Regions from separate parts of the Homo sapiens genome. Here region 2 is linked to region 1. Evidence: chromatin loops called from intact Hi-C (ENCODE). Cell type or tissue: endothelial cell of umbilical vein. All regions are shown on one strand. Links, peaks and the distances in the headings refer to the core of each region. The heading gives the core; the rest is flanking DNA. Region 1 holds the start of MDFIC (MyoD family inhibitor domain containing). Region 2 has its middle 160 kb from the start of PPP1R3A.

What was found. A loop is a pair of places that touch in the nucleus more often than their neighbours do. Peaks named below come from ENCODE experiments on the same cell type or tissue, not always from the same donor. Only the 100,000 strongest peaks of a DNase experiment are listed, where the experiment ranks them.
Region 2: a loop joins it to region 1, with 4 times the contacts of the local background. A loop is called at or near these places in 11 of 110 quality-filtered maps.

Annotation. Positions count from the first base shown.
Region 1 is chr7:114,911,736-114,927,544 of GRCh38, reverse strand. It overlaps MDFIC (MyoD family inhibitor domain containing), which reads right to left and starts at 5,451. Exons shown (of 5, transcript NM_001166345.3): 1 at 4,909-5,451; 2 at 4,418-4,618. The coding sequence starts at 4,511. RefSeq lists silencers at 4,432-4,571, 4,802-4,981, 4,992-5,041, 5,372-5,511 and an enhancer at 11,153-11,242. In endothelial cell of umbilical vein, for the core only: no CTCF peak of the experiment used is centred there; DNase peaks (open chromatin) are centred at 4,204 and 5,144; H3K4me3 peaks cover 1,649 bases; H3K27ac peaks cover 1,172 bases; H3K27me3 peaks cover 201 bases.
Region 2 is chr7:114,074,559-114,090,645 of GRCh38, reverse strand. It overlaps a transcript of FOXP2 not described here. Among named protein-coding and RNA genes, the nearest start is that of PPP1R3A, 160 kb to the right of the region's middle. In endothelial cell of umbilical vein, for the core only: a CTCF peak has its summit at 8,549; DNase peaks (open chromatin) are centred at 7,685 and 8,515; H3K4me3 peaks cover 679 bases; H3K27me3 peaks cover 4,564 bases.

The DNA of each region.
Region 1 (15,809 bases), core at 1-8,000:
ATATTTGTATTATAGTGCATATAATTATGAAAATAAATAAGCTTTTTTGAGGATGACTATGCAGCAGTATTTTGAGGATGAATTGAAGCGTATGACAAAAAATCTTAGAGAGGATTATTAGAGAGTTTACATGGAGTGATAACAATTTAAATTTTGGAACTTGAAAAGGTGAACTTTTAAAAAGCTTTCTGAAGTCTTTCCCTCCAAAAAAAAAAAAAAGGACTGTTTTTAAAAGTCTATCACTATAACATATCCTTTTAGAGATTAAAGCCCATAAAACAATGATTCTCAACTAGAGTTAAGGAGCACCTGGAGCTTGATTAAAATGCAGATTCTTGGCTCTTACATCCAGAGATCCTAATTCTATAAGTCTGGGATGAAACCAAAAACGTCAGTTGCCTCAAGGATAGCAGTTTCTCAATCTCAACATTACTGGTGATTCTTTCTTGTAAAGGTTGTCCTATCCTATGCATTACAAAATGTTCAGGAGTGTCCCTGATCTCCACTCACTAGATGCTAGTAGCACCCCCATTACGACCACCAAACATGCCTGTAGATATTGCCAAATGTGTCCTGAAGAGCAAAATTGTCCCCAGTAGAGAACCAGGATTAGAAGCTGTTCAAAGATGACACATTTTGTGAAATGCCATCCTTAATCAAAAGGATAAAATAATATGATAAAAATAGAAGAATACAGATATGTACAAGTATACATTATATACATTGAAATAAACTGGCTTCCCAAAAAGAAAATCTGATTAGCCTCTATAAACTACTGACAACTCAGCTAAGCTTCTAAATCAAAGCTCTTCTTATGTAATTTCAACTTGATTTTCTCCCCAGCTTCTATTTTAGATTATTTTTAATTAACTTCACTGGCATTTTGCATCCTGCTAAGAAAAGTCCGCCTAATAGTCTCAAGAGGACTCTCCCAAGAGAGAAGAGTGCATTAAATCACACATTATCACATTAAAATATATTCTAGCACTCAGAGTCCAACGATCTACGTCTTGACAAATGCAATGTCTTGGGGGGTTGGGGGAAAGATACAGGGATGGGAACAAGCTCAAGTGATTCACAATATCCCAAGCCTATTGTCAATGCATCCAGCCCTATAAAAAAGTTGAACTGATTCTCTACTTCAACTGCATTTATCACAATGACATACAATTTATGTTATAATTTGTGCTTCTACCCTGATTTCTTGCTACTGACTGTGTATGAGACCTTGGGCAAGTCACTTAAATTCTTTGGACATCCTTTCCCTTATTTAAAAAATGAGCGGGTTGGATTAAATTATTTCTAAAGACCCCTCTAGTTACAAATCCCATACTTATGAAAGAAGCACTTAATTCAAAGGCTCTTTGGATTATAGGAGTTCTAGTAACTATTGCACCAAAGGGCAAATACTTACATTTTCAATGTGGTTCCATAACACGAATTTTAAAATGTTTAATCAAACCAGGACAAATGGCAATTACAGGGACCACACAAACAAGATCCATTATCTCTTAAAATAAAGTATAACTGAAATGGCTTTTCACCTATCAAGACATGTATACAAGTACTTTGCATGAGAAAGTAAATCAATATTTCACAAGGTAGTAACAAATAAGAATATAGCTTTAAATTACATGTTTACTTTCTATTTTCTGTATGAGAGATCACAAATTAGCTGCTCAGAGGCCATATCCAGCCTACAGTTGTGGTTGTTTTGTTTGGCCTGCACAAAATTGGTGTTTAATTAGTTGCAAACTCTTAAAAATGGAGAGATGATACATAAAAATCTGGATTTCCAGTATCACTTGAAATATCTGAAGATACTAACCCACATGGCAACAATTAGCTAAAACTGAGGAATGTTGTTTCCTGGCCCATGAGCTCTCCAGTTCCCCAAAATCCCCATTGCTCCATACTGTCTGACATCTATCCTGGTTCCCTCTTACAGCCTGGAGCATGTAAGCTTATGTCCCTGCTCTGTAACTATTTTCAAAACACATGGGAAAGATTTGTAATGCTTTTTAATGCTTTCAAAACAATAGAAAGCCTTGCAGAACCACAACAAAAAGGTAGAAACTTTAAGGAGGAAGAGTATGCTCTTAATATGGACAACCTTTCTAATTCTTAATGCTAATACTAGAATGGGCTTCACTACAGGTTTTTAACAAAACACCTAAAAGGATGTAGAATTGAATTTTAGACTTGATGTGGAGTTCAGATTAGAGAATCCCCAAAATTACTTTCAACTGTAATGTTTCATGCCTTTGGTTAACAGTATGGATAGCTCATCACAATATAGTATAGTAATAAATGTAGAGCTTGTAATGTCATTATTTACCTATATATATATATTTAACTTTGCAGGGGTAGACTTGATCATATCCTTCATGTTCCTGAAATAATATTTTTTTCTGTTAATTTGTATTTAAAATTCCACTTTTCTTACTGACTTTAATATAAAGAATTTAAAAATTAGGTTTCTGTTAACTAAGCAGCCATATCCTACCGTAGAATTATTAAGCTATTCTTCAGAAAGGATGATAAAGAATCCAAGGACAGAAGCAAGAGGATAAAAGAACTTGAGAAAAGGCTTAAGAGTAGAGTGGCCTTCGAGCAAAGCTTCTTCACAAATGTCTTTATCAATAAAACCAACCTAACCAAGCTTCCCTTGAAGCTTTCCTCTAACCATTTGCTCCAAGAATTTCTTTCTTTAAATACACCTTATGACATCTGCCTGTTTAAGACATCATATTTTAACAAGATTCTGCAGACTCTCTTTTTAAAAATCAACTTTATATTTAAATTAAACTGATCCCTATTTAAAGAAAGTTTTGGATCAAAGTTAAACTAATAATAATAAAAATGTATAACTATGTTGCTAAAGCTAAGGCAATTTTCAGGTAAAATATAACCCAAGAGTTTCTACACTGATAACGTGTGTTGTACCCAACAAATGTACTTCAGGCCACTCTAGATTTTCGGGTTCTTAAGTTCAGATCACATGACACCATCCAGCATCCTAATGCACAGGTACATTAAGTACCACTGCACATTCTCCCAGATGATTTTAGAAATGCAAACTATTAAAGTTGGATATTGTAGATATTAGCTATTTCCAGGTCAAATTATTTTCCTTGGGTGTTTGATGTTGATTTTTGACATAAGCCTGGTTTAACAATTGTGATTAGCAGCTCAAGTGTGAGCATAAACAGCCCATCAATGAGTCGATATGACTACTAAGGGCATGCCTAATGACAGGAAAATGATTGTGCTGACAATACAAGGTGGAGAACACGGGCTGCTTCTCAGAAAACATATGTTTATCATTCTAGTTCTCTGATTTTCTGCAGTTAATCATTTTTATTTTCTGTTTAGAAAGCTGAGTCACTCATTTAGAGGCAAAAAATAATGATAAATGTAATTCAGTTTAACAGCCCTGGGTGCCAGAACATTTTAATTTAACCAAGATGTTTTCTGCTTTTACCTATTGCAGCTTGAAAGTTAACTCCTTCTCCAATTTTTGCTGCCTTAAAAAAAATCCCTAAGATTCACTACATTAGTACAAGTGGGAAATAAAGCTATCAGTTTATGCCTAAAATCAGGGGTATATGCTAGGTTTTTGAGCACTGGAAAAATTACTTAGTTCTGATATATCAGTGACAGAATTCTTTAGCTCAAAACCATCCTTAGAGTAAAATGCATTAGAAGTTTAAGAACCTTCCTCTCTGTCACCAATGGAAACCTAAAGTATATTGCCTTCAAGAGAAGAAAGGTTCAACTCGTTTAGAAGCTTGTTATGGAAGTTTCCCAGACACAAGAGTATTTTATAGGCTGTGTGTGTTTACACTTTGGAAGAACACAAAGAAGCTAATTCATTCTTGGAAAGTGTTTCTTATAAACCTTGTTTATTTATTTCAAAACAAACCAGTTATTGAAAACAAGCATAAGCCATTCCAAAGCTACTGGTCACAGAAACCTGAATTATCAACCGGGTGGTAGAGGAGCCAACAAGAAACAGAAAGATGAAATGGAGTAAGTGCACGCTTGTTCAGAGAGCTGCGGCAGTCCTGGATCTGCTGAAGAGACCTAGAGGAGAAGCGCTTCAGAACCTACACATTGAGTCTTAGGCCCAAACATGCATATGCTTAAGAAAGAAGCAATCCTGTCATCCTGTTTCTTCGCAACCAAAGGAAGGGGGAGTGGAGGGACCAACGGTTCCCGCCCTCTTACCCGGTTGTTGATCTAGGGCAAGGATCCTGAAGAACTTGCCTGAGTAACGCGAACTGTGCAAAAGTTCTCAACTACGAGTGGGAGCCCCTCCTCACAGCACTCCCCCCACCCCTATCTGTGCACTTGTGAGCAAACTGAAAAATGCAACAATGACAAAGAAGCTTGCCACTTGCAAGCGCGCACTCACCCTGGGCTGTGGAGCCCAGCTGGCCGCCGCCCGCCTCGGCCACGCGCTGCGGCCCCACGGGCCCGGGAGCGAGGGCTTCGCCCGCGCCGGACATGGGCCGCTCCGCCGAGCCCGCGCCGCGCCGCTGCCGCCTAGCTCGCCGCCCGGCAGGGCGCACGGAGGAAGGGCTGTGAGGTGCTGGGTGCAGGGAACTGACTGCTTCTGGCGGAAAAATATACAAAATTAAAAAAAAAAATGTTTTTAGAGAAGAGCACACCACCCCTGCGGGACGTTCCCTCCCCCTCCACTTCCCTCCCTCAAACTCCACCCCGGGGAAGTTTTGATTTGAAACTTGCGAAGAAAACTGTTACAGCGCAAGTTGACAGCGGCGGGGTCCCAGGGGTCCGAGGTGGACCCAGCGGGGAGGGGCTGGAAAGAGAGATCGGGTTTGGGAGAACCCCGGGGATGGGGATCAAACCCCTCCTCTTCCCCGCCCGGAGACCACTACCTACCTCCGCATCCCCCCGTAGTCGCTCCAAGCCCCTTCCTCCTCCTCCTCCTCCTCTTCCGCCCCGGAAAGTTAGCGAGCCTCCGGCAGCGGCCGCATTTTCGCCCCGGTGGCCTGACGACGGCGGCGGCCGCCCCTGCGCGTCCTCCCGCCTCCCTCCGGCTCAGCCCAGACGCCGCAGTGGCGGCAACTGCGGCAGCGGTGGCGGCTCTGACTCCGCGCACTCCGCCCCCTCTTTCCAGCCAGCTCACTCCAGCCGGCTCCCCTGCGAGGGGGCCTTCCCCCTCTCTGCCTCTCTTTCCCCTCTTCCACTCCTACAATCCTGAAACACTTCTCCCTCTGTTGCTCTTTTTCATCACATCCGGATCGGGAAGGCCTCGAACTCTTGGCTAGCGGCCCCGATGCTGGGAGCGGCGCGACCCGGGCTCGGCCGCGCGATCCCTCGCGCCCTGCGCTGTCTGGGTCAGGAGGCCAGAGCCGGCCTGGGCTGGCTCGGGCTCCCCACCCGGGCGCTGCGCCCTCCCGGGGCTGGGAAAGGGGAGTGAATGGGCAGGTCCCTGGCTGCCCAGACGTTCCCCCCACCCCGCCCAAAAAGTCACCTCATCCCTTCTCCCTACTCCTGCCCCCAGACCGACGGAGGCTTTGGGAATATCCTGACGAAAACCTTTAGGGTGGACAAGGAAAAACGAAAACACTGTTACAGTATCGAACTTTCCTGGTGGGATAGAGAACGTGTGCGTTTGAAACCTTGACCCCTCGGTTGAACGTTTACTCACTTCATCTCTGGCTCCTAAATTACTCTTTGGTCAAACAGTATTCCTGATGTAAAACCAGTTGCAGTTTGCGCGAATCTGCTGGAGGCATCCAGGCAAACAAGGTTGGCACCCTTGCGGATGCCGTGGTACTGGCCCCAGCCTGGCCTATGGCAAGCTAAATGCCTCACTGGATCAGTGGTATCTGAGGGGAGATAAACTTGTGGTCGGAAGTAAAAAGCTGATCAACTTTCCGTTTATAAATGAGACATTCTGATTGTAGCTTAATCTGATGAGCCGAGGATAGCAAGTGTAAAGTAATTTACAGATATATAGTACTTTAGTGGTATACTCAGATAACTTTTGCTCTTTTATTTCATTGTGAATGAAATGCAGAATTCATTTGTAGAAAGCTAGAACGAACTCATTCTTCGATTCTTTTGGACAAGCGAGGAATCACAGTAACGTTATCAAAACTGAAGAAAATGTGCATTGGATTCACTGTCTTTCTATGTGCATCATTAATAATATCCCAGAAATTTCATTTTTTCAAAAAGCTCATTGGAATTTATTCCAATTGATTACAAAGATTTACTTGTTACCTATGAAGAGACAGTGCATTCTAACTTGATTTCAATGATGGTAAAAAAGCCAGCCTTCGGCCGGGAGCGGTGGCTCACGCCTGTAATCCCAGCACTTTGGGAGGCCGAGGCAGGTGGATCACCTGAGGTCAAGAGTTCGAGACCAGCCTGGCCAACATGGTGAAACCCAATCTCTACTAAAAATACAAATATTAGCTGAGCATTGTGGCGGGCGCCAGTAATTCTAGCTACTGGGAGGCTGAAGCAGGAGAATCGCTTGAACACAGGAGGCAAAGGTTGCAGTGAGAAGAAATTGTGCCATTGCACTCCAGCCTGGGCGACAAGAGCAAGACTCCATTTAAAAAAAAAAAAAAAAAAAAAAAAACAGCCTTCAAAGTTGCTGATGACAGTCATTCAGACCATTCTCCCCAAAAAGACAAATGACATTTTGCCCCATTACACATAACTAACATTTTTTTTTCACTTGGAGATTTCAGAAATGGTATGAAATCAAGTGCATTACCTCTCTTGAAAACTTATCTAGGAGCCTGGACTGTTTGGAATTTGTCTGATGGAAGCAGATCAGTTCTGAAGATGACTTCATCACCACTAGAGAACAAACATTTAGGACGTCTCAGAGTTCACTGCAGCATCATCTGCACTCAAAGGAGTTGTTTACCTGCTCTGGAAAATTCTGTTTTATCCCTGTATCATTCCTTGCCCTATTTTTAAAATTCTCTCACAAAGATGTTAAAGTCCAATAATATAAAGAAGTTACAGCTTTCTTCTAGAAAGTCATAATCAATGATAAGTATTTGTTCATTTAATTTCACACAGTCCTTAATATTGCACACGTGGTGGGTGATTCCATAGATATTCCTTAAATTAAATTTTAAAATCTTTAATGGAGAAGACATAAAATTAAAATAACATTAGGAGCAAATGAGAAGCTGTAGGGTAGCATCACCAAGGTTGTCAAATACTGTACCTCATTCAGCTGTGTGACTTTGGACAGTTAGTCACCCACTCTATACCTTGGTTGCCTCATAATATGAGAATGAAATTCTTCATAGAGTTTCTTTTTGAGCACTAAGTAAGGTAGTTTTCCTATAAAATTTGGAAGACTCTCAAGGGAAAAGGTGTTCAAAAGTATCAACTATTATTACTATTATACACGGAAGCATCTTGATGGGTAAAGCTGAGCATGGCATAATGACTGTATCAAAAGGGTCATATCAAAATACCAGTTTGTCATGCCATGCACCTGACGCAAATGATCTCAATGAATTCTTCCATCGGCCCTATAAGTAAATTGCCAGGATTGTACCTTCAGGATTAGAACTCAGGTCTGTCTCTCTTCCAGGCTATCCTGCATCCCTAGGTAACTCAGGTCTTCCTTCTGGAGGACCTAGAAGTGGTCTTAATGCCATTAACCTGGTGTCTGATATGCCAGAAGTTAAGTGTGGGCTCCTGAGTGTCCCTCACGCCTCCCATTTCCCACATCCCTGGCTGCACTTGCTTGTTCTGATTGCTTCATTTGTTTACTGACAAGCACTCCAGTACGTTCATCTCTCATTCTTTCACTCAGTGTCACGAACTGAAAGTTTGTGTTTCCCCAAAATTCATATGCTAAAATCTTAGCCCCTAATGTCATGGTGTTAGTAAGTGGGGCCTTTGGGAGGTAGTTAGGTCATAAGAGTGGAGCCCTCATGAATGGAATTAATGTCCTTACAAAAAGACACAAGAGGCCAGGTGTGGTGGCTCACACTGAGGCAGGGAGATCTTTTGAGGCCAGCACTCTAGGACCAGCCTGGGCAACATAGAAAGACCCCATCTCTACAAAATTGTTTTTAAAAAATTAGCAGGGCATAGTGGCATACTCCTGTAGCCAGCCACTCTAGAGGCTGAAGCGGGAGGATCACTTAATCCCAAGAGTTGGAGGTTACTGTGAGCTATGTGGGCCACTGCACTCCAGCTTCGGCAACAGAGCAAGACCCTGTCTCTTAAAAAAAAAAAAAAAAAAAAAAAGACATACAAGTGTTTCCCAAGGCTCCACCTTTTAATACCATCACCTTGGTGATTAAGATTCAACATATGAATGTTGGGGGACTACAAACATTCAGACTATAGCAGGGGGAGACATATTTTCTAAATTACTGTTTATAAAAGCCACTCTGGTATTATGCGTAAAATTGTTTGGAGGACTGAGAGTGGATCTAGGGAGTCCAATTTGGAGGCCAGGGCTGATGGCTGGCAGAAGGAATGGAGCCAAGTAGATAGGGATAAAGGATGAGGAAGCTAGAGGAATCGAGAGCAACTACCAGCTTTCTGCATCCAGGTTGATGGTGGTGGTATGACCTACAGAGATGAAAACATTCAGGAGAGGCCAGTTTTGGGGAAAGCTGCTGAGCTAATCATGCAAATGATGCAGCATGTGTGAGACAGCTAATTGGAACTGTCCTGCATAGGCTGCTGGACATGGGACTGGATTATAAGCATATACATGGTACTTTGCTGACTAGCAGGTTATAAGAATGTCCAAGGCAAGTGTGCAGAGTAAAAGCAGAAGCCCTGAGACGCAGCTGTGCCTTGGAACTCAATCCACGTGTATCCTTACTGGCCTCTCTCCTTTTCTCCACATCCTTCCCAGTGACATAATACCATTATCAGCTTGGCTTGGAGAACCACTACTGTTTAAGTACTACTACTGTCAGTGTCCCACTTGCTACCCCAGATCCCCCTGGGTTGTCTTTATTAAGCTAGATTTTGCCATGTCTTAAGCTATCTTAATCTGCGTAGGTGGAAATTCTTTAGGGGTATCAGCCTGCCGGTGGAACTCAATGTCCTAGCCCCGGATCAAAGCCCCTTGCCTTTGAAATTCTTGTGTGCCTTACAACCATTCCTGCCTAGTGATGTGTACACTAATGATGATATAATAATATGTGAACACATTGTGAAAGAGGTCTGACATGAGCTAAGCAAATAAAATAAAGAACTAATTAAAAGAGTTTATAAAGCATCCTTATGGACTACTTAATCTTCATCATTCATTCATTAAACATTCATCAAACATTTATTGTGCATCTACTATATGCTAGGCCACATATTAGGCTCTGGAGATAAAGAAATTTGATTTGATGTCTTGAAAAGCAGCTAAATTAGTTTTCACTTGGGCAGAGGCTTATTTGCCTAGTAAAGTCAAAATTAATCCCCATACACAGATATCTAAACCAGAGGTCTACAACTGGGGTGTGTAATTGTAAGGGCATTCCAAGGGATGCATAAGACAATCTACTGAAATGTGGGCAGAAAATATCAGAGTGAGCATTTATATATGTTTTTATGTTATAATTTTTAATTTCTACTTTTGAGTATGTTTTTATACAGTGTATTGCACATTCTTACAAAAGTACTTGGGTATGATTTATAAGTAAACATACATTAAAGGTTCACATTCAAATACTTTGTTTCTTTGTTTAGAAAAAAAACTTTTTAAATGCTTTGAATCCTTTAAGGAGTCATTCCCAGATTATATCAAGGATAGTTTTTCTGGAAAATATATTTACCTAATTTATGTTAGAAGCAGCACTTTGGCAATCCCCAAACCCAATGACCTAGAAACCAGGAAATAACAGCAACATACTAAATACCTAAAATAACCTTCATGATGTTCAGAAACTGCCAACACAAAAGACATAATCCTTCTCAAATCCTACTTGTTCTTTTGTGAATACACACCTCTAATCAAACTTTATTTTCTACTGTTTCAGCTCACATTGTTTTAGAAGAAGAAAACTTAGGGCGCAGGAAGATTGAGGAGAAGGGATTAGCTAAGGGAGCTATTAGGTCAGAAAAACTGACAGCAGGAGAGATGACAGCTGACAGACAAGGAAGATACAGGAAAATAAACATGTTGTAACAACGCCTTTGTGAATTCAGCTTCGTGAAATAGTCAATGTTCCTAATGAGCCTGAGTCATTAAGGAAAGAGTCAGTTAGTTATGTGAGTGCTATATTCTGTTTTTAGGGGGTCGGGTCAATCTTTTTACATTCCAGGAAAAACTCTTTCAAACATGTTCAAAAATTCCTTTAAAAAAAGGTTGCTACTTGAAAGAGTAAATTCCACAGAATGACAATTTTACAGCTGCAAGGGAAATTAGCAATCACAATTCCAGGCCAAGCTGTATGGATCGCATTCCTCCACCTCCTAGTACTGTGTCAGGTGCAATCAGGTGCAGGGAAGGTCAGGTGCGCAGGTTTCTGGAACCCTGCTCTTAGAGTAGAGCACTTTCTTCCTTTTCTCCATAATGTATTAGTCCTTCTCTTAAATTTTAACTGAAACAACTGGTTCTTCCGCTTTTTAAAAGTTTAAAAATCACCAGTCTTACCCAACTCCTTCATTTAACATATAGAAAAATACAAAGACATAAAGTTTACTTACTAGGTTCAACAAACATATGTTGAACATTTACTACATGTCAAACCACATGCCAGACACTAGAGTTTCAAGTATAGAAGAAATACTGTTTTAGTCTTCTGGGAGTTCATAGTCTATAAGGCCAGAGGCAGAAGAAGGCAGCAATGTAGCAGCAGAACAGTCACAAACACTTACCATACTGCAGGAGCAAAAAGGAAGTAGCACTTACCTAACTCAGCTCAGGCGTAGGTGGGGAGAGTCAGGGTACATTTCAGAAAGACGATAATACCAAACTGAGTATTGTCGATGAGTAAATTTGCCTGTCAAAGAAGTTAGGGAATTCCAGATGGAAATAACACTTACAAAGACAAAGAAATGTGAAAGCCCCAGAGAAGTTAAATGACTTGGCAAAGGTCAGTTCGTGGATTAATTACAGAGCCAGTCTTAGGAGCCTAAATTTCTTGTCATCCAGGCTTCTTGCTCCAGCTATCTGGATAATGCACGTAAATGAATCCATCATTTCTAAGTGATGGCGAAGTAAGGTCATGCCTGTTGTTATATTTTGAAGTTCCAAAGATTTTCTGTTGTGAATGGGTAACCAAAGAACCAGGCATAAAATCTCTTGTTGCTGAATTAGTCCTCTCCAAGGTCTCAGTTAGTGTCCCTTTCAGTTGGCTGACTTCTCTGGCCTGGGGCACTGGCCTTCAGGGTCTCTCCTTGCTGTCACTGTACTTTCCTTCTTGTGTTTTAAAGGAAGGGAGGGAGATGTTAAGGCATACAGTGGTACTTGTCAGATAAAAGCAACATGACTGAAGACAGAAATGAAAATGGCCATAACATATGCAGTAGACAATAAGTAGACATTTGCTTCATACTTAGAAACTGAACCTAGATATACCAGGAGAATGAAAATTGTGGAAAATTTTAAATACAAGGAGCTCCTGAAAATAATGACTGATCTGCTGAAACTGCAGTTGAAAATAATGTTAGCATGATGATCATGACAAAAATGTTTAAAATGGTGTAGAAGATGAGGATTCTTTTGTTACTATAACCCCTAAACTCATTTAAATTCTCAGATAAAGAAAGAAAATATCAACTGTGACATTTGAATCAGTGCCCGTATTTCTCCAAATTTTGTATTAAGAAATACATGCTAAATCTAAAAAGCAGGATTGCAACAAAACTACAGTCATGAGCAATATAACAATGTTTCAATCAACAATGGATGGCATATATGACAGTGGTCCCATAAGATTGTAACAGAGCTGCCTTATGCAGGCATACCGTTTTTTATCTTTTACGCCATATTTTTACTCTACCTTTTTTTTTTGTTTAGATATACAGATACTTACCATTGTGTTACAATAGCCCACAGTTCTCAGTAGAGTAGCATGTTGTACAGGTTTCTTTGTTTCTCTTTTTTTTTTTTTTTTTTTTTTTTTGATGGAGTCTTGCTCAGTCCCCCAGGTTGGAGTGCAGTGGCATGATCTCGGCTCACTGCAACCTCTGCCTCCCAGATTCAAGCAACTCCCTGCCTCAGCCTCCCAAGTAGCTAAGATTACAGATGTCTGCCACCACGCCCAGCTAATTTTTGTATTTTTAGTAGAGACGGGGTTTCACCACCTTGGCCAGGCTGGTCTTGAACCCTTGACCTCGTGATCCACCTGCCTCAGCCTCCCAAAGTGCTGGGATTACAGGCGTGAGCCACCATGCCTGGCCTGTTGTACAGGTTTATAGCCCAGGAACAGTAGACTATACCATACCACCTAAGGGTGTAGTAGGCTATATCATCTAGGTTTGTTGAAGTACACTCTATGATGCTCACACAACAATGAAATCAACCAGTGACACATGTCTCAGGACATACCCCCATCAATTAAGCTATGCATGACTGTATATTGTTCACCCAAGCATGGGACCTATAATGAACTCCGGGAAAAAGTGAAGGTTTCCTGAATATCCTTCCACCTCCCATCCTTCTTCTCTCTCCTACTTCGAACAGCCCATCTGTCACCCCGGCACTTGCAGCTCTATATTCTTTTCTTGTTACCATAGGTTCTCAACTTTAGACAGTGTGCAAATCTGGGCCAAGCATTATACGGAATAAATTTGATTTTACATGTTAAATACAAGTATATGAATAACTCATGATCTTCTTAATTCTACCCCCAACAGTTACGTCTCTATCTTCACAGACCCTCAAAAATGAACTTAGGACCACAAGGAGACATAGACAGGTTATTTCTTGCCACACTATTTGTATAGCAGGGAGCTGAAGTCAACCTAGGCAGCCATCCTTTGGAAATCAGAAAGTTGATTATGTAGACGAAGAGCATGGGGTATTGTGTAGCTATTAGAAGGAACAGATGATAAACACATGTAGAAACAAAATAGATCTAAAAATGATACTTAGTGAAACATGTAAGAAGCAAAATGTAATTTTTGTTCAGAACCAATTAATAACTAAAAATACGTGCAGGGAAAACAGAGCACATTTTATAAGAACACACACAAACAAGGACGTACATAAACATCTGAGAATGCTAACCTATGAGGAGACAAAGAAGAGAATTGAGACTGGGAATTAGGGAGAACAAATAAATACATGCAGACAAACATAGGCATAAAAAGGGAGGCCTTGCACAGACCAGTGAAGGTAATGTACCATATACCAAGGTGCTGATTAACTCAACTCTGCTCTAGGGCTTCAAAATAATGACTATGACCATCATTATGACAACTTTTACTACTACTGCTACCACCATCACTGCCAAAAATAATCATCATCATAATAAAAGTGTTACATGAATTTGTATTGATAGATTATCAGGCAATGTAATAAAATTATCAGAAGAAATGAAGATGTTGTAGGGATATATACTGGGGGAGGAGTACCTTACACATATCCCTAAAATACCTAAAATTAGGTAGAAGGGACTACTTAGTTTGGCTGTGTTTAAGATCAGCAGCACTGGAAAATTTTGGTTGAAACAGCAAATCTATACAAAGGTGAGGTTTTTGTTTGTTTGTTTGTTTGTTTTACCTAAGCTCTCCCAGGTTGAGCATCCCTAATCCAAAAATTTGAAATCCAAAATGCTCCAAAATCCAAAGAACCGACATGACACCACAGTGGAAAATTTCACACCTGAGCTCATGTGACAGGTCACATATATTATTAAAATTATTATATAAAATTCTCTTCAGGCTACATGTATGAGGTCTTTATAAAACATAAATGAATTTCATATTAAGACTCAGGTCCCAGCCCCAAGATATCCATGATGTATATGCAAATATTCCAATATCTGAAAAAATCCAAAATTCAAAATCTTTTTGGTCCCAAACATTTTGAATAAGGGATACTCAATCTGTATAGACTGTTGTAGTGAGCTGAATGGTGGCTCATTAAAAGATATGTCCATGTCCTAATACTCAGAACCCGTGAATGTTACCTGTTTGGGTAAAGAGTCTTTGCAGATGTAATTAAGGTAAATATTGTGAGATGAAGAGATACTCCTGGATTATCCAGGTAGGCCCTAATTTCAATGGCAACTATCCTTATAAGCAACACACAGAGGAGAAGACAGACATAGAGGAGAAGGTGACATAAAGATGGACACAGAGGTTAGAGTTAAATGGCCACAAGCAGAAGAAGCTGTCCCACCATCAGAAATCAGAAGAGTCATGGAGTGGATTCTCCCCTAGGGCCTCCAGATGGAGGATGGCCTTTCAACACCTCAATTTCAGACTTCTGGTCTCTATGATTGGGAGAATAATATTTTGTTCTTTTAAACTACAAATTTTGGGGGTAATTTGGTACAGTGGCCACAGGAAACCAATACAACTTGTCTTTAGGAACAGTGAAATTGAGACGATTTAGGCTCAGTGTGCTAACGTTAAGTATTCAAATTTTGCTGTTCTCTCCCTATCAAGAAGAAACGCAATCTTACTCTTGAATTCCTGAAGGAACTCAGTTCTTTCATCAAAAAAACCTTTTTTTGAGGATGACATATGTCTGTCCCAATACCTCTGCAGCTCCAGTCCATCTCTTAGCATTCATTATAATCACTCCCATATACAGAGTCCCTTAAAATGTACACTTTTTTTTAACCACACATCACTCAATTTTATCATTGGGATAACTCTGTGTAACTGGTATTAAATGTATTGTCATCTCCACTCTATAAGTTAAAAAGCTTGGACTTTAACTGAAATTCGCATCTAATTATTCATCAGATATATATTGAGTGCTTGCTGTACACCAGACTTCCTGTTAGGTCCTAGCAATACATTTGTTCAACAACAGAGATTCATTGCTTTGCAAACACTGGAATAAAATGGGAAAGAAAGCTGATGTGTTCTGGCTCTATAAAGTTTAGTCATGAGGCAGATAGACATTAATCAAGTAATCACACATGCAAATATATAAGCACAAATAGCGTTTAGTGATGAAAATGATGGAATGCTATGAGAGTGTGTAGGAGGCACATAGAATTAGAGACAAAGGACCGGGCGCTGTAGCTCATGCCTGTAATCCCAGCACTTTGGGAGGCCAAGGTGGATGGATCACTTGGGGTTGGGAGTTTGAGATGAGCCTGGCCAACATGGTGAAACCCCGTCTGTACTAAAAATACAAAAATTAGCCAGGTGTGGTGGCATGTGCCTGTAATCCCAGCTACTCGAGAGGCAGAGTCAGGAGAATCGCTTGAACCTGGGAGGCAGAGGTTGCAGTGAGCCAAGATAGCACCAATGCACTCCAACCTGGGCAAGAATGAGATTCTGTCTCAAAAATAAATAAATAAATAAATAAATAAATAAATAAGAGACAAAGTCCCTGCTCTAACAGAACTTAAAAGTAGAGTAGGGGAAAGGGCCAAGTAAAGAGAAGATTAAGATATAAAGAGAAGATTAAAATAAGATTTTCATCTTAAAAAAGATCTTCATGGAAGATTCACACTATGAGGTAGGAGTTAGGTTCTGCGGAAGGAAGGAAGAGGCAGAACGAAACCCAACCTGAAGAGAAAGGAATTTGAGAAGTAAAATGGGTTTGGAGAAGACACCCTGGTTGAGTAGGAGTTAATCATGGAAAGAAGGAAAGGACGGGAAAATAATGCAGCATGTGCAAAGATACAGAAGACAGAAGCAAGACATTC
Region 2 (16,087 bases), core at 5,423-13,422, 840 kb after region 1:
TTTGCAGACCATGAGCACTGGAATATGTTTTTTTTAAAGTTTCAAGCACAGGGATTACCTTTACAGAAGCTTTAAGAATATAAAGAGGAATCTTTCTGGGTTGGATTTATTTGAACTCTATGAATTAAGGGCTACATAAATAAAGTTGTTTTTGAAATCAGTGCTAATATTAAACTCTCATTAGGCCAATTTTAAGATACAGGCTTTCTTTTATCAAAGAGTAGTATGAATTTGGGCACTGGTTAGAACATTTTGGGTCCATTCATTTATGAATAAGACAACTACTATTTATCACAAAATTCAAGAAAAAAATAGCTTGAATGTGCCAAAAATTAATATTCAGCAATTGTAATAAAATTGACACTATTTCTGAATTCAACTGACTTACAATTTTGTCTATTAACAATCATGTTGAGAAAACTTCTTAGAGACCTGTGTGCTCAATCTCATTCTCTTCTTACAAGTTAATGGCCTCTTTCCAATTTAATTCAGAGAGGCAGAAAATACATGACGTTCATCATTTTGTTTTCTATCAGTATTATAACTAATAGCTGATTTAACATGACACAAAAACAAACAAGGGTGATGAGGCTGACCCAGATAGAAATCCAAAAACGTCACAAATAAAATCCCTTTTATGTAAATAAGTTTTATATCCTTCACATCTTCTGTTGAAATAAAAATGGTAAATAATTTCTCTGGCTACATTCACTATACTGTTACATGCTCTATGAATCTTAATCAAACCATGCAGTTATTTTCACATACTTCAATATACTTTTCATGAAGTATAATTCTAATATCTATGCAAAGAGACTTGTTTTGTGTGTTTGAAATTTTGTTTGTACAAAGGAAATATAACTTCTCATTACAGATTACCTGTACATATAATGTTCACCTTTTTCTACTTTTATGGTGTGCCACATACAACTATTTCCTCCCTATTTTAGGTTTCTAGAAAATTACAAAGGTTTATCTTATTTTTTTTTTAAGCAAAGCCACTGCAATATAAGAAGTGCAAAGAAATGAAACTCCAAGTACAGCTTATTCAGGTACAACCATTTCATAAATCTCTTCATATCATAATGTAATTAAGGGCCTATTTCCACCCGAGTATAAATTATATAAAAACAATATCCCAAAATATGAGTCAGGCAATTCCTAACATTATAAATAGTTCATAATTAATATATGTCTATGTTTCCTTTTATTGCTGTATTTATTCTAATATACACGGTAGTGGTAACATTTTAACAACCTAACTATAAAGTATTCATTGTACTTATATTTAAGTTGAATTAAAAATTATTCCCTTAAAAATCCTAACATTCTTTTTTGTACTTAAAAGTGAACTTTTAGATGATCTTTTTAAATTGAGTGTCATTTCTCACCTACAGGGATGTTTCATCAGGTTTCTAGTCTCCTCTTTCAAAGTTAGTATATTTAATCATAATTAAACATTTATTTCACTTAATTTTAGATAACAATGAAATAGTGTGTGTCGTAAGGAAGCATTTAACTAGACTGACGACTGAATATGAGTCTAGTTAGGCAATAAAAATAAAAGGAAAGAAGTTAAGCAGGCAAGAGAAAAGGGGCCTTTAAAAAGCTCTAAAGCTGATATGAAATTGTTTGGCCCTAATGATCACAGTGTACAGAATTTTATACCCACTCTTTTAATATAGATACAAATAAATCAAAATTGTAAGTTAAAAAAGCTCTAAAACTGATATGAAATTGTATGACCCTAACGATCACAGTTTATATAATTTTATACCCACTCTTTTAATATAGATACAAATAAATCAAAATTGTAAATTAATTGTGTTTAACAACATTAAACAAACACTACATTTAAAAATTCCAGTACACTGGGAATATACTGATCCATAACTCATAGTGACAGAAAAGATAAACAGTCCCCTTGACAACATAAAACATTTCCCAAGGTATGCCACAATGCAAACTTGAAGATGAAAATAACTGAAAGCTCATCTTTACTTCAGTTTTGACCTCTAACACAGACTTGCTATTAAACACATCTCTCTTGCCTCTGCTGCTGACTAAACAAACTATTTGAGTTAGGAGAGCCTGCAAAGATATGCCTTACAGGCAAACTTTTGTTTTCTAAAAGTAAATCTCTCCCAGTACTTCCAGTTGGAAAACGTCCACTTCAGCTGCTTGACAACAGGGCGTCACTTTCTCCCTTGGGCTTACCTGCTACTACTTAAGTATTCTTCCAAGTAGACTCTGGACATGTTGGGAGGTAGCTCTTTAAGCACTCCTGATCCACGATGACTACATATGCACACACCTTACACACTCCCACAGGTCCTTCGTACCCTTTCCCCCTCCATCCTCCTCTGAGAACTCACCCAGGCCACCTAGCGCACCTTGCATGGCCAAAGCCTGCCCACCAGGGAGCGAAGAGTACTCCAGGAATAATCCTCAAGATCAAGAAACTTACTGGATTTTAATATGTGGTGGGGAAAAAAAAAAGTGTGTATGTGTGTGGAGGGGGGGTTAGATGGGGGGAACAGGAGCCTTACAGATAGCAGCTATTAAGTGGTTTAAATCTGTTGGTTAAAAAGCTGAATAAACAAATACACACATGGGTCTAGGTCTTTGGGGATTCCGGATTCTGCGGAGCGTCCCAAGCGGTGGCCAGGTCGACCTCTCTTGACTCATCCCTGTGCAAAACGCGCACTGGCTCCGCTTTCCAATCCCCAGACTTGCACCCGTTCTTCCCCTCACGTTCCTTCTAATCAAAGCGTCACCCCATGCGCCAGGTGCCCTAAGAGACTTACCTAAGAGATTCCAGAGTCTGAGAATAGTGAGGGTAACTTTTCCTCCCTGCTCTAGAGAGGCCCCAACACCCACAGCAAGTGAGGGTCCACACTGAGGTCGGGTGTCAGGGCGCGTTGCGGCCTCGCGGGTGGGCAGAGGCGCGCAGAAAACGCGCGGGTGGCGCGCGCGGCCACCCAGTGGGTCCCGCCCGCGCCGCCGGCGCCGCCGCCGCCGCCGCACGTGCGCCGCCGCGAGCGCGAAGGGCGTTCGGACCCGCGCTCTGCCCGCCCGCCTGCCCGCCGGGGCCACTGTGGACTTCCAGGTAACAGCCAAGTGAGAAGCCCTCCCTATCACCGAAAGGTGTCTGCGCTCCTCCCACGTCCCCTCACCAAGTGCCGCGAGGTGCGATTTCACCCCAAACCCACCCACAAACAGCCAGGCGACCTCTCTAAAGCGGAATAAAAGTAAAACCAGGCCAGACACCGGGGGAAGCCGGTCGTGCTAACGCGTGGACAGGGAAAGGAACGCGATCAAGGCAGCAGTCATCCCTGTGCACGGTTATCCCGAAGCGTCAGTAGGGCCCAGGAGTTTCTTGACTCCAGAAACAGGAGTGTCCCCTTTCCATCTCTCTCCTTCCTGGAGAAGTACTTCTGAGATGAACGCTGAAGTGCCCAACTTAGACGCGAGAAGCGTGCACTTGCCCAACTGAGTAAATAAAGGTCAGCAGTTGGATCAATAAAGTGTGTGCTTCTAACCGCCAGATGTTTTTACTGTTGTTTCTCCTCCCGAGGTTGGGGGTGGGGGTGCGGGGAGGAAGGGGAAAAGACAACAAACAATTAAAAAGAAGAGAGTAAACAAACACACATCTGGTGTTTCGACACACATTCTCCTCCAGCCGAGGTCTCTCCGGACGAAGCAACATTTTGCATTATCCAAACTAAAAATCATCCGTGAGCCAACAGCAAATCTCCCCTCTCCACCCCTTTTTCCCCCATCACAAAGCAAAATGAAAGAGAACAACAAGTGGTGATGCTGGGTCCGGAATGCGACCCCAACGCCGAGCCCAAATTTGACACATGTCACACTCGCCCCGGCAAGCAGGGCGCTGCCTTTGGGGCGAAACTTTGTCGCCACCGCGGGAGGAGCGCGGAGCAGAGTAAAGTCGCAGCTCGGCCCAGCGTGGAGGTGGCTGGGACAGGGTGGGGTGCGGAGGTGTAGCGCGCCAGAGTGAGGGCCAAGAAACTTACCGCGACCGGGGACGCCGTGGGCAGCGTCCCGGGAGGTGGCACCCGCGGCGGCGAGGCAGAAGCCCCCAAACAACACACCCACGCGCGAGTCCGGGCAGCTGCTGCCGCGAGTGGGGGGCGCGCCCGGGGAGGGGGGGGGCCGAGGAAGCCGCAGCCAGCGGACGCGGCCGCCGCATAAATAACCGGGGCGGGCGTTCGCGGGCGGGCTGCGGGTGGCGCGGGGCTAGAGCTAGGGCGAAGCGGCGGCCGCGGAGCTGCACGCGCCGGCGTGTCTCGCGCTTTCTCGGAGGCTCGCGCTGTCTCGCGCAGCCGCTCCCCCCACCCGGATCTGTGTGTGTGTGTGTGTGTGTGTGTGTGTCTGTGTGTCTGTGTGTGTGAATGTGCGCTGGCAGGCGCGCGCACCCGGCCGCGCGCGCGTGTTGTTGGCAATGCGAACTGTACACACACTGCTCGCGGGGCTGCCTCTCCTCGGAGGGGCGGGGTGGGGGACAGGACGCCGCAGAGGATTCTGAAGTACCGCCGGACCACTTGTTTGTTTTGTTTTACTTTGCGTTGTTATTGTCGTTGTTGTTGTTGATAGGTTTGGAACCAGCTGGTTAGGATGCCTTTCTCCCCCGTCCACCTATCTCCCCCCGTTCCCTAACTTCTTTAAGGAGGGGGAAACGCGGGGAAGAATATTGTTCGGATTTGCAGCGGAGCCTCCTGGCTGACGTCAGGTCCACCTGCTATGTAAACAACCCGCTGGAGAACTTGTTTGTGCTACGCCAGACCTTCCCCCACCCCCACCCTTCTCCCCACCTCCTGCTCCGCCTTCTCCAGCTCGCCCCAGACGGCGAGTCAGGGAAGGGGGTGGGGAGGGAGGCGAGAACAAAACCGTATGCTGTATTGGCAAAGCCGAGTTGTGTCTGCTGCTTCTTGGCAGTCCCCAAAGTACGTCCTCTCAGCAGACGGAGCTGCTGGCAAATGAAACAGGGGATTCCACTTGAAGTGCAGAAAGCCTCGAAGGGATCCAAAGCCCTCGGTGGCAGGGAGTTAAAAGTACATGGTAGTCGGAAAGGGAGACCCGAGCGTGCGTTAAAGCGCTGATTGGCCTTTCTTTTCACGGTGTGCGCCTCTGCGGCCTGGGGTGGAGAGAGGCCGAGTGTCTTTCTCTTCATTGTTGCCCTGGTTCCTGTCTCACTTGGGCCAAGGAGTTCTCGGGCTTCCTCGTGGTCGCGCAGCCCAGGTCACCGGGGCGCGGCTTGGAAGGAAGGGGCCGCCAAGCTGGGACTTAGAGAGTCTGAGGTTTTCGGGAAGGGTCCTATCAGTGACTGAGGGGAGCAAAAGTAACCGGAAAGAAAGGAAAGAAGAAACGGTCAGAGCCTGCTCCGCGCGCACTTCAAAGCCGAGGCGCCCGCGTGGGGGATGCACGGGCCCAGCCGCCAGCCCTGGGTCCCGGCTTCTATCCACCGGGTGTGACCCGGCTGGGCGGCCTGCTTGGGACCCAGGGCGGTGACAGGGGAAAGGCCGAGGGAGGAGAGAGCGGGCCCCGGAGGGGACGCACGACCGGAATCTTGGCGAGGGGCTTCCTCCGGAGCCCCAGCCCAGAGGGGGGCCAGCGCTCCCTCCCCGCCGTCTCCCTCCGGTCCCTCCCCTGCCCGCGGGCCGGGCGACTCTTCGCCGGCCGCCTTTTCCGCGCGCCGCAGACTGAGCCCGCTGCTTTGCTCGCAAGTCAGTCGCAAAGCGTGGCGTTCCGAGAGGCGCTGAAACTTTCCTCCAAATAGCTGCGGCCAATAGGCCGTGGTGAACAGAGCCTGGCCCCCGGCTGCTTCCCGGCCCTCCTCCCTGGGGAAAGAACGGCCAACTTGAACCCCTCCGGTGGCAGAAGAGGGAGGGGTGGTGGTGGTTGGGGAGACGGGCGAACCGCACTAACTTGTGCCTTTGAATCTTTCCTTTCCTGAAAGAGCAGCGCGCCCTTTCTCTAAAGGGCAGTCGCGAGCTCACACACACACTTGGCACCAACCCTTTCCTTCAGAACCCGCGGCTCTCCCAGGGAGGAAGCAGCCCTGGCACCCACGTCGGTAAACACACCGTCAGGGTTTTTTTAGTGAAACCAATTAAGTCAAAAAGCCATGGGGCTGGCCCTGGGAAGATGGCCCCTGCCAGGAGGAAGAGGAACGAGGTAGAGTTGGACTTTGAATTGCGGTTCTTTCCCTGAGCTTTTCAACTCCGGCAGTCCTCAAGTGCTGTGCCTACAGACTGTGTTCTCACTCTTTTTTAAATCGTCTATTTTGAAATGCAGGCTGAACAGTGGACAAATAATCCGAATCTTTTAAAAGTGGGAGCAGAGACAGAAGGAGGAACAGTCATTATCATTAGAAAACGCCAGCCCCAAATGGCCCTACCTCGCCCTTTTGAAAGGTGGGGATAATTTTATGTTAAGTAATCTGCGTTTATGCTTCACTAGGAAACCTCAATAAAAACGGATTCTGAATAAACTTGAAACTATTTTGGAAAAAAGAAGAGTAAACGACGTGGAAATCCTTGGAAAACTGGGGATGTACCTTTCCAGGGGGGTTATAAATGAAGGGAATAGAACAATCAAAAGGTGGACAGCTTCTCACTTCTTTTTCTTCTTCTTCCCCCGCGTACATCGACCCCACTGACTTCCCTTTTCTCTCCAGGTGTACCGAGTAAGTGAGCGGGAAAGGTTTATTGTAAAAGAGCTAGGGCCACTTGGAAGATCAAGTTCCCAACGAGGAGAAGGAGGGTTAGGGTCTCAAGACTTGGAGAGGAACGAGTTTAGTTAGCCTTTCACTTTTCTGTACACAAAGAAACGTTTTGGTGAAATTCGCAGCCTCTAACGTTCCTTTCTGGAGAGTACAGATAGCCAAGAGGTGCGAAAGGACATCTCAGTCGGAGGAGTATATATTTATAGAGTGGACGCGTACCCTTCCGGGGCCTTTTTCTCAGTGAAACTGAGCCCGCAGCTCCCAAGTGCCCCCGCTCAACTTCGCCCCCATTATCTCCTCCTCGCCTGCTGCCATGCCCCGGGCCACCAACCCATCCCGCAGGGAAGCTGTCCAGGGAGTTGGGAAAACAGGTCCTGTCAGGAGCCGCTGCCCTCGGTGGACCCCTCGGCTGCAGCCAATGGGCTGGGCCCGGGTTCGAGAGGTGAAAGTTCAGGCCCGGGGCTCGCAGCTCGCTTCGCCTCTCCGGCCGCCTCCTTTTCAGCCCCCGCCCCTGGCCACACTGCAGACACGGCCCGGCTACCAGGGGCCGCCACGGTGGCACGTAGTTTGTTGATGGGTGGTCATAAAATATATTTATTTGCAATTCCTTGAACTCGTCCACCACTCCCGCCCCAGCATGGCCCCGAACACTGCAGGCTTTGTTCGCCTCGGCTGCTGCTGGAACTGGCCGGGGTTTAGCGCTCTGTGCTAGCTGACTCCAAAAAAAGTTGAAGTATAATAATAGGAAAACCGGGTTTCCGCAGCCGAGGAAAACGCTGAAAGGGCAAACAGCGATCGAATAGTTTTCTTTTGCACAAGTCACTGGTCAGCCCACTGGATCGAGGCAGCCTTTAAACGAAACGCTGCATATTGGAAAGAGAAGGAAAGCCAAATTCTGTCCCTGTAGTCGCCGCGCAGGGTCATAGGCACGGTTCAGGTCTTCTTTGCAGCACGTGGATCGGCAAAAGTCATTTAAAGAGGTTCCAGAAGAAAGTTCAACGGCTCAACTGGGTGAATGAGGAGTTTCACCAAGTGGACATCAAAGCTTCCTCACGAAAGTTTATTTGATTTCAAGTTTATTTTACGACGAAACCACAAATCAACAAAATTCGAGACACTGCTCTAGTACGGTCCTAGTGAAAGATAAATTCGTTTGAAATGGCCTCTGTCAGCGCATCTTGCGCGAAATAAAACACCGCAGATGAGAGGAAGTATAGCCAAGATGAAGGAAAGCGACGCACGCGAATGACAAATTAGAAATGTTAGTTTACTGCTTCTCCCAGTGAACCTCTTTGATTTTCAGTTATTTTTTATAAAAATATAATTTTTCACACACTTAAGTCTGTTTTTTCCAACACTTTCAAACAACAACTACATTTTTCTCTTTCAGAGCCGTTTTATCTCTGTAATTGTGACTTGTACTTAAATTTCAACTGACTTGGAGAAATCGCTGGGAGAAAGGAAAGGGGGTGTTTTTAAATTACTATTTTTTCCTGTTATAAATAACATCTTCAAAATTGTGCTACTCACTTCAAATAGCCTGTAACTAAAGTCTTAAATGCAAGGTATTTTTCCTTTCACACAGAAAAAACAGTCACATATCAGTTTCCTGTGTTTTCACATCCACTACAGTTTTCTGAAGATGAGCAAATAAGCAGACTCCTTTTAGACGACTTTTCCCCATTCTCCTCCCTGACACATTTAGGGAAAAGAGAAAATTCTAATTTCACCGAAGTCAAATCAAGGGTAATCTATGTTACATCAGACTGAATGGAGATATTGTGAAATTGGTGGAGTTACACCACCATCTGTCGTTAAGCTTAGGGACTACAAAATTTGGGACCTATAATAAATCCTAATGAGCTCTCCCAACTTTTTTTAAAAAAGTCACAGACTATATTTTTCATTTGTGTTTTTATAGCATATACCCTGAATTTACCTGGACCCTGAAGCAATAAATATTTGTTCATAAACCCACACTTCTACCCGGGTTCTCTCATCTTCAGAAGATTAAAAAAATTCTCCACATCTGCCAGCCTTCACATAAAGCCCTTTGGAATCAGCTATGGGCCTGCAGATTTCCGCTGCCCTGCCCCTAGCTTCTCCTAGGCTGCTGGCAGGAACCATGGAGACTCAACAACAGGGGCTACCCATATCCTCCAGTGAACAATACACTTAATTCTCTCTCTAATGTAGCCTAGTTCATTGTTAGTAGGTATATATCTAATCTTGAAAAAACGTAACCACAGCATATCACTGCTAAGAGGTTGGCTCTGAGTGTCCTAAAACTTTGATTGAAAGGCAGTTAATACTAGGTTCCAGTTTTAGTTGATCTTGGTGGAGAGACAAAGATCAATTGCTCTGGGATGGAATCTTGCAGGCTAAGTGGGTTCTATACCCAGGAAAGCTTTATCCAAATGAATATAGAAAGGGGATAACTACTGGATAAAGAATTCCAATACTGAATCAAAAGCCTCCATCAAGCAGTGAAGACTCCGTTTTTTGTTTGCTTGTTTGTTTTTCACAACCCTCCAATCCTCCAATGGCATAGTATTGATATTATATTTCTAAGGATCTTAAAATATTTCACTAGAATGTTGTACCCCTTTCTGTGTTAAGGACTTGATTACCAAATTTCTATTTTCCAGAAAATAAAAATCAATGAAAATAAAGTCTAATCGCTTGTGTATGTTAGTAACACATCAACTAAAAATAATGATGTTAACTTGAATCATATAAATTTGTCTCTATTTGACCAACTTTGAACAACACAAATGACAATTTAATATGGTTCAATTTAATAGATCTTACATTTTTCTGAGACATAGTCTATATAAGAGAAAGCAAAGTTAAATTTCTTCTTACACATTGATTCAAATATGTGGAATTTCCTGATGCAAGAGCTCTTTGTCTGTTAATGTTTCTAACATGAAATTAATCTTAGACATGGTATGTTTCTGAATTACTATGAAATTTTATAACTGAAGGAAACGTCAAGATATTCTAGTCCAATCTCCTCATTTTAAATATCATTAAGCAAAGCCCAGGCATGGAGGAAGCCCACACAGCTAGTTAGTTGGTAAAACTCCACTAGCTTTTGAACTATTTTGTGTTTCTAAACATATAATCAGGTTCCTGTTACTCCAGAAAATGTTTTTTTTTTCTTTCTTTCTTTTTTTTTTTTTTTGCCATACATCTCTATGTCTTTACAGTTTCTTCACATCCATCAAAACTGATGTGGCTCAGTGATGGCAATAGCCTTGGATTTTATTACAGTATTGAAGATGTTAACTGTCATGTCATGTCCACTGTAATACACAGGAGAAAAAAATTCTGATGACTCGTTTCTCTTGAAAGTCAATTAGACTTTACAAGGTTTCTTCGATAGTGTAAAGAGGTTCATTGCAAGTGTTCATCATAGAAAAGCTGATGGCAAGAGGTGTTAAAACAAACCACAGTTTATGATGTTTTTCAGGGTTAATTTTCTTCAGGGACTCATAGGAGAAACCCATAATCTCATCAGCAGCTTACCTTCACTACAGTTTTAAGAAATAAAGGCTAACATGAGGCTATGAGGCAAAATATAACTTTGATTTTTTAAAAGCTATGAGCAAAAAAAGGACTATATCAAGATTTGCATCAGTGCAGATTTTTATTTTGTTTTAATAACCATATGGCTCCTATAATCATAGTAGTTTACCCATAGAACACACAGAAGTTATAATTGTAACAAATCATAAAAAGATTCAGTCATTTATCCTGTTTTCCTTCCCCTTCTTCTCCTTCTCATTCTCCTTCTGTATTTCCCTCTATTTTCCTCCTCCTCCTTTTTCTTCTCTCTGCCATGATCTTTGTCACCACCCTCACAATAACAACTCAAATTTTTCCACAGATATTTCTCTCATGCGCTCCAGATCAATGTATTCAATTGCTTATTGATAGTTCCATCTGGATTGTGCAATGGTACCAATTTGCTCTCTTTTCTCCTTGGCCAGCTGCTTTTTATGCCACCTGGTTAATAGTTAATGGTACCTTAATTCACCCAGTCCCTAAAGCTGAAGCAATGCAAGTCATATGTGCCAACTCCTCCATCTTCTCAAATCCAAGCAGCATTAGTCCTTGTTCATTGTTACCTATTATTTTTTCCATCGTCCTCTTCCATCTGTCCTTATGGTTATTACCTTACCTCAAGTCTTTATAATTTTTTATGTGGTCACTCTTGATTGCTGTCTAATCACCTTTCCTACTTCCAGTCTCTCTTTGTTCCAGTTCATCCTCCTCATTGCTTTCTAAGACGCATCTAAAACACATGTCCCTTAGAATCAGGCAAAGGTTCCCTACGGTCAATGGAGTCAAATCTTAAATTTTCAGTCTGGTGCAACAAAGATGTCTAGCAAATATGAGATATTTAATAGTCTTTTTTGGCATGAATGAATGAATGAATGAAAATCATGCCCCAGACAAATATATTTTATATGTAAAATACTGTAAACATTGTCAGATATATTTTTTTACTGTGTATCATTTTTAGCAAATCCATATATCTGCTTTGCTATCCAAACATCTGGCTAAAATAGTTATAACTGATGATTTTCATATTAAATAACTTAGCAGATAGCTATAAAGGTATATTAAATCTGGCATTCAAATTCCCAACTGCATTACTTAATGGCTCAACAAATATTTATATATTAAGCACTGTGGTAGGTATTCAGGGAATTAAAGATATGTAGGATTAGGTCCATACCCAAACCTCACATTCTAATGAAGGAAATAAGATATTATAAGTAGATTAATTCAATAAACTATAACATAGAGGTTTACGCAGGACACTGTAAGACCAGAGAAAACATTTCTTAAGGCTACAGTAAGAAAATAACACAGTCCTATTTTTTTGTTTCTGATAATCACTTAAAAAATTAAATCTAACAATGTATCTTTTGACTAAAAATATACACTTCGCCAAATACTTGCCTCAGAAAATTTATACTCTTTTGACAAAAGCATGAAGTTGGGGTAAAAATATGATAATATCAAATACAATGGTGGGTTTAACAACTATGAAGAGGGACTCCGTTAATCCCTTAATTTATGTTACTCTTACACAGATGCACTTTTATAAAAAGATTATTTTTAATTTGTCATTATTTTACCACAGGAAAATAGTTTTATAATAGGAACTGAAAGAAAGTGAAAGAAAATTTAAAAACTGAATGAAAGTAAAAGAACATAAATGTTCTCAGTTAATTCACACGTTTTCCTCTCAGTATTTCTCTAACTCTCAAGTAAAGTAAGCAAGTTATCCTGGGCCATCATATTCCCGGGAGACAATCACAGGAAATTGGACTCCCCAGTCTCTTTCTTCCTCCAACCACCTTTTTCTTTCTTTTCTTTCTTTTTTTTTTTTTTTCAAGATAGGGGCTCACTCTAGTCCAGGCTGGAGTGCAATGGTGTGACCTCTGCTCACTGTAACCTCTGCCTCCCGGGTTCAAGCGATTCTCCTGCCTCAGCCTCCTGAGTAGCTGGGATTACAGGCGTACCACCACGCCCAGCTAATTTTGTATTTTTGGAAGAGATGGAGTTTCACCATGTTGGCCAGGCTGGTCTCAAACTCCTGACCTAAGGTGATCAGCCTGCCTCAGCCTCCCAAAGTGCTGGGATTACAGGCATGAGCCACCGCGCCTGGCCCTAACCACCTTTTTCTGTTTCATCAAGGTGCATACCAGTTTCCTTCTACGCCTCTTCTTTTTCATCACTCCCACCTCAGTATATAAACATAGACTTAGCAATACTTTCTCAGTTATAAATTATTTTCCCTCAAAATTCCTTCTCTTTTTCTCATTCTTTTTCATTTAACTCAGCATTTCTCAATAATCATCTTTTCTCTTCCATGCTCTTCCAAGTACACACACACATACACACACTCACACATCATAGTTGCTATGTTTAAGAGCAGAGCTACTCATGTAAGAAATTAAGAAATGAAAACAACATGAACATTTAAAAAAGCAAAAAGCAAACAAACAAAAAAACTAGTGTTATTAACTTTTAAGTCTTTGAAAGTCCCTGGATAAGGAAGCAGTGAAACACTCTTACGCTCCTCTGGAAGTTAAATTGATACAATTAGAAGGCAGTTTCTCAACTTGTGTTAAGGCTGTTAAAATTAGTCCCAAAGCTAGATTGCAATCCAAAAGAAGTAATCTGAAATAGAAACAGAAAAGCTTCATGCAAATGCTGTTTATCATAGAATTATTTATAATAGTACATATTTGGGAGAAATATAAAAGGTCAACACTATATAAGCTTGGTACTAAAATAATATTTACGGGATGTTTTAATGACAAAACGCTTTTGTTACATTATTTGGTGGAACAATAGCATATAAAAATGTACCAAAAGAAGACCAGAAAGAAATATGCCATTGTGATATCACCCTTCAAGATAGTCTGCATTTATCCCCATATTCACACCCTTGTGTAGTCCTCTCCCACACAGTGAGAGGTGACAGCGTGCTGGCAGTCCTCACAGCCCTCCGTCGCTCTCGGCGCCTCCTCTGCCTGGGCTCCCACTTTGGGGGCACTTGAGGAGCCCTTCAGCCCACGGCTGCCCTGTGGGAGCCCCTTTCTGGGCTGGCCAAGGCCGGAGCCGGCTCCCTCAGCTTGCAGGGAGGTGTGGAGGGAGAGGCGCGAGCGGGAACCGGGGCTGCGCGCGGCGCTTGCGGGCCAGCTGGAGTTCCGGTGGGCCTGGGCTTGGCGGGCCCCGCACTCGGAGCAGCCAGCCGGCCCTGCCGGCCCGGGGCAATGAGGGGCTTAGCACTCAGGTCAGCGGCTGCGGAGGGTGTACTGGGTCCCCCAGCAGTGCCAGCCCACCGGCGCTGCGCTTGATTTCTCGCCGGGCCTTAGCTGCCTTCCCGGCGGGCAGGGCTCGGGACCGCCATGCCTGAGCCTCCCACCCCCTCCGTGGGCTCCTGTGCGGCCAGAGCCTCCCCGACGAGCGCCGCTTCCTGCTCCACGGCGCCCAGTCCTATCGACCACCCAAGGGCTGAGGAGTGCGGGCACACGGCGCGGGACTGGCAGGCAGCTCCACCTACAGCCCCGGTGCCGTATCCACTGGGAGAAGCCAGCTGGGCTCCTGAGTCTGGTGGGACCTTGGAGAACCTTTATATCTAGCTCAGGGATTGTAAATACACCAATCGGCACTCTGTATCTAGCTCAAGGTTTGTAAACACACCAATCAGTACCCTGTGTCTAGCTCAGGGTTTGTGAATGCACCAATCGACACTCTGTATCTAGCTACTCTGGTGGGGCCTTGGAGAACCTTTATGTCCACACTCTGTATCTAGCTAATCTGGTGGGGACGTGGAGAACCTTTGTGTCTAGCTCAGGGATTGTAAACACACCGATCAGTGCCCTGTCAAAACAGACCACTCGGCTCTACCAATCCGCAGGATGTGGGTGGGGCCAGATAAGAGAATAAAAGCAGGCTGCCCCAACCAGCAGTGGCAACTTGCTGGGGTCCCCTTCCACGGTGTGGAAGCTTTGTTCTCTCGCTCTTTACAATAAATCTTGCTACTGCTCACTCTTTGGGTCCACACTGCCTTTATGAGCTGTAACACTCACCCTGAAGGTCTGCAGCTTCACTCCTGAAGCCAGCAAGACCATGAGCCCACCGAGAAGAACGAACAACTCCAGACGCGCCGCCTAAAGAGCTGTAACGCTCACTGCGAAGGTCTGCAGCTTCACTCCTGAGCCAGGGAGACCACGAACCCACCAGAAGGAAGAAACTCCGAACACATCTGAACATCAGAAGGAACAAACTCCGGACACGCAGCCTTTAAGAACTGTAACACTCACCGCGAGGGTCCGCGGCTTCATTCTTGACGTCAGTGAGACCAAGAACCCACCAATTCCAGGCACAATAGTTCCAGGCTCTGTTATTGTGGCTAATAATATAAGGCCTAGGTGACAGTATGGCACTTCTGAGTTTAAGTTATGAAAGATGGTGGCTTTCATTTAGGTCTCTGGATCTCTCTCTCTATCACTTTATCTGCCAAGCTGCTGTGTTTTAAGCAGCCCTCTAGAGAGACTTTTATGGTAAGGAAGTATAGTATTATACTATCTGGCCAATAGCCAGAGAAGAATTGAGATCTCCCAACAACCATGTGACTGAACTTGGAAGCAGACCCTTCTTTCCCAGCTGAATCTTCTTGAGATGTCTGGAGCCCTGGCTAACAGCTTAATAACCTCAAGAGAGAATCTGGGCAAGAACGACTCAGGTAAGCCATTCCTGGATACCTGACCCTTGAAACTATGAACTAATAAATATTTGTTGATTTAAAGCTGATAAATTTGAGGTTAGTTGTTACACAGCAATAGATAGCGAAAGCAACCATGATAAGAAAAGTTATATTTAAGTTGTAGAATTTCAGGTTTCTTTTAGAATTACCTCCAATCAATATCCTCTAGTAAAACTGGATTTATCTTAAGCGTAGTACAAACATTAAAGATAAAATTACATTTCAGTCTTTACTTTTTATTTTATTTACTGAAAAGAGTGGTATTGCACATTCTGTAATATAAGCAAATAGCGTTTCTACATATGATAAGTACATTTCATTAACTAGCAGGGTATTTGAATACCATTTACAACATTGTTTCTGAAAAAATGCATTCCAAGTTTTGGGCTTGCTATATAATCCATTTTTACTTGTCAACTTCCTATATATGTCTATCAAAAAAATAATATAGAAAAAAACATTTTAGGCTTTGATTACCTTGACAGGATAACTGTCAGTCTTGTCTTAGGTAAATGAGTAAAAACAATCTATAAACTGAGAAAGACTACTTTCCTAGTTCATATTTAAACATAAGAAACAATCATTGTCTCCTGAGATTTTTCTAATTAGGTTATAGCACAGTTACAGTAGTTCAATGGAGAATGTCAAGGCAAGTTCTAAATTAGTTTAGCAAAAATTAACAAATCAATAAATTTTTAAACTCAAATTACAATAAACATACTAAGACAATGGGTTGCCTAATCTGTTAATAAATATGCTTCTGTCTTCATAATATATTATAAAAACAAAAAATAATTTTATGCCTAGATAATTTTTTGAAAAGTTTAAGTCGTGGAAAGCCATAGAAAGCCATTTATGGATCCTGATCATATTGATTATGTAATCAATTTTAATAATAGCAAGATTGTCTTGTGATTTAAACAAACTAGTAAAGTTAAATAGGCATATAAAATAATTTCCATAACAGGAATATACAATGTGAGCACATTATTTAGTTATTTTGATAATATTCATAGGGTAACTATGAATGGCAAGTACATTGTTGA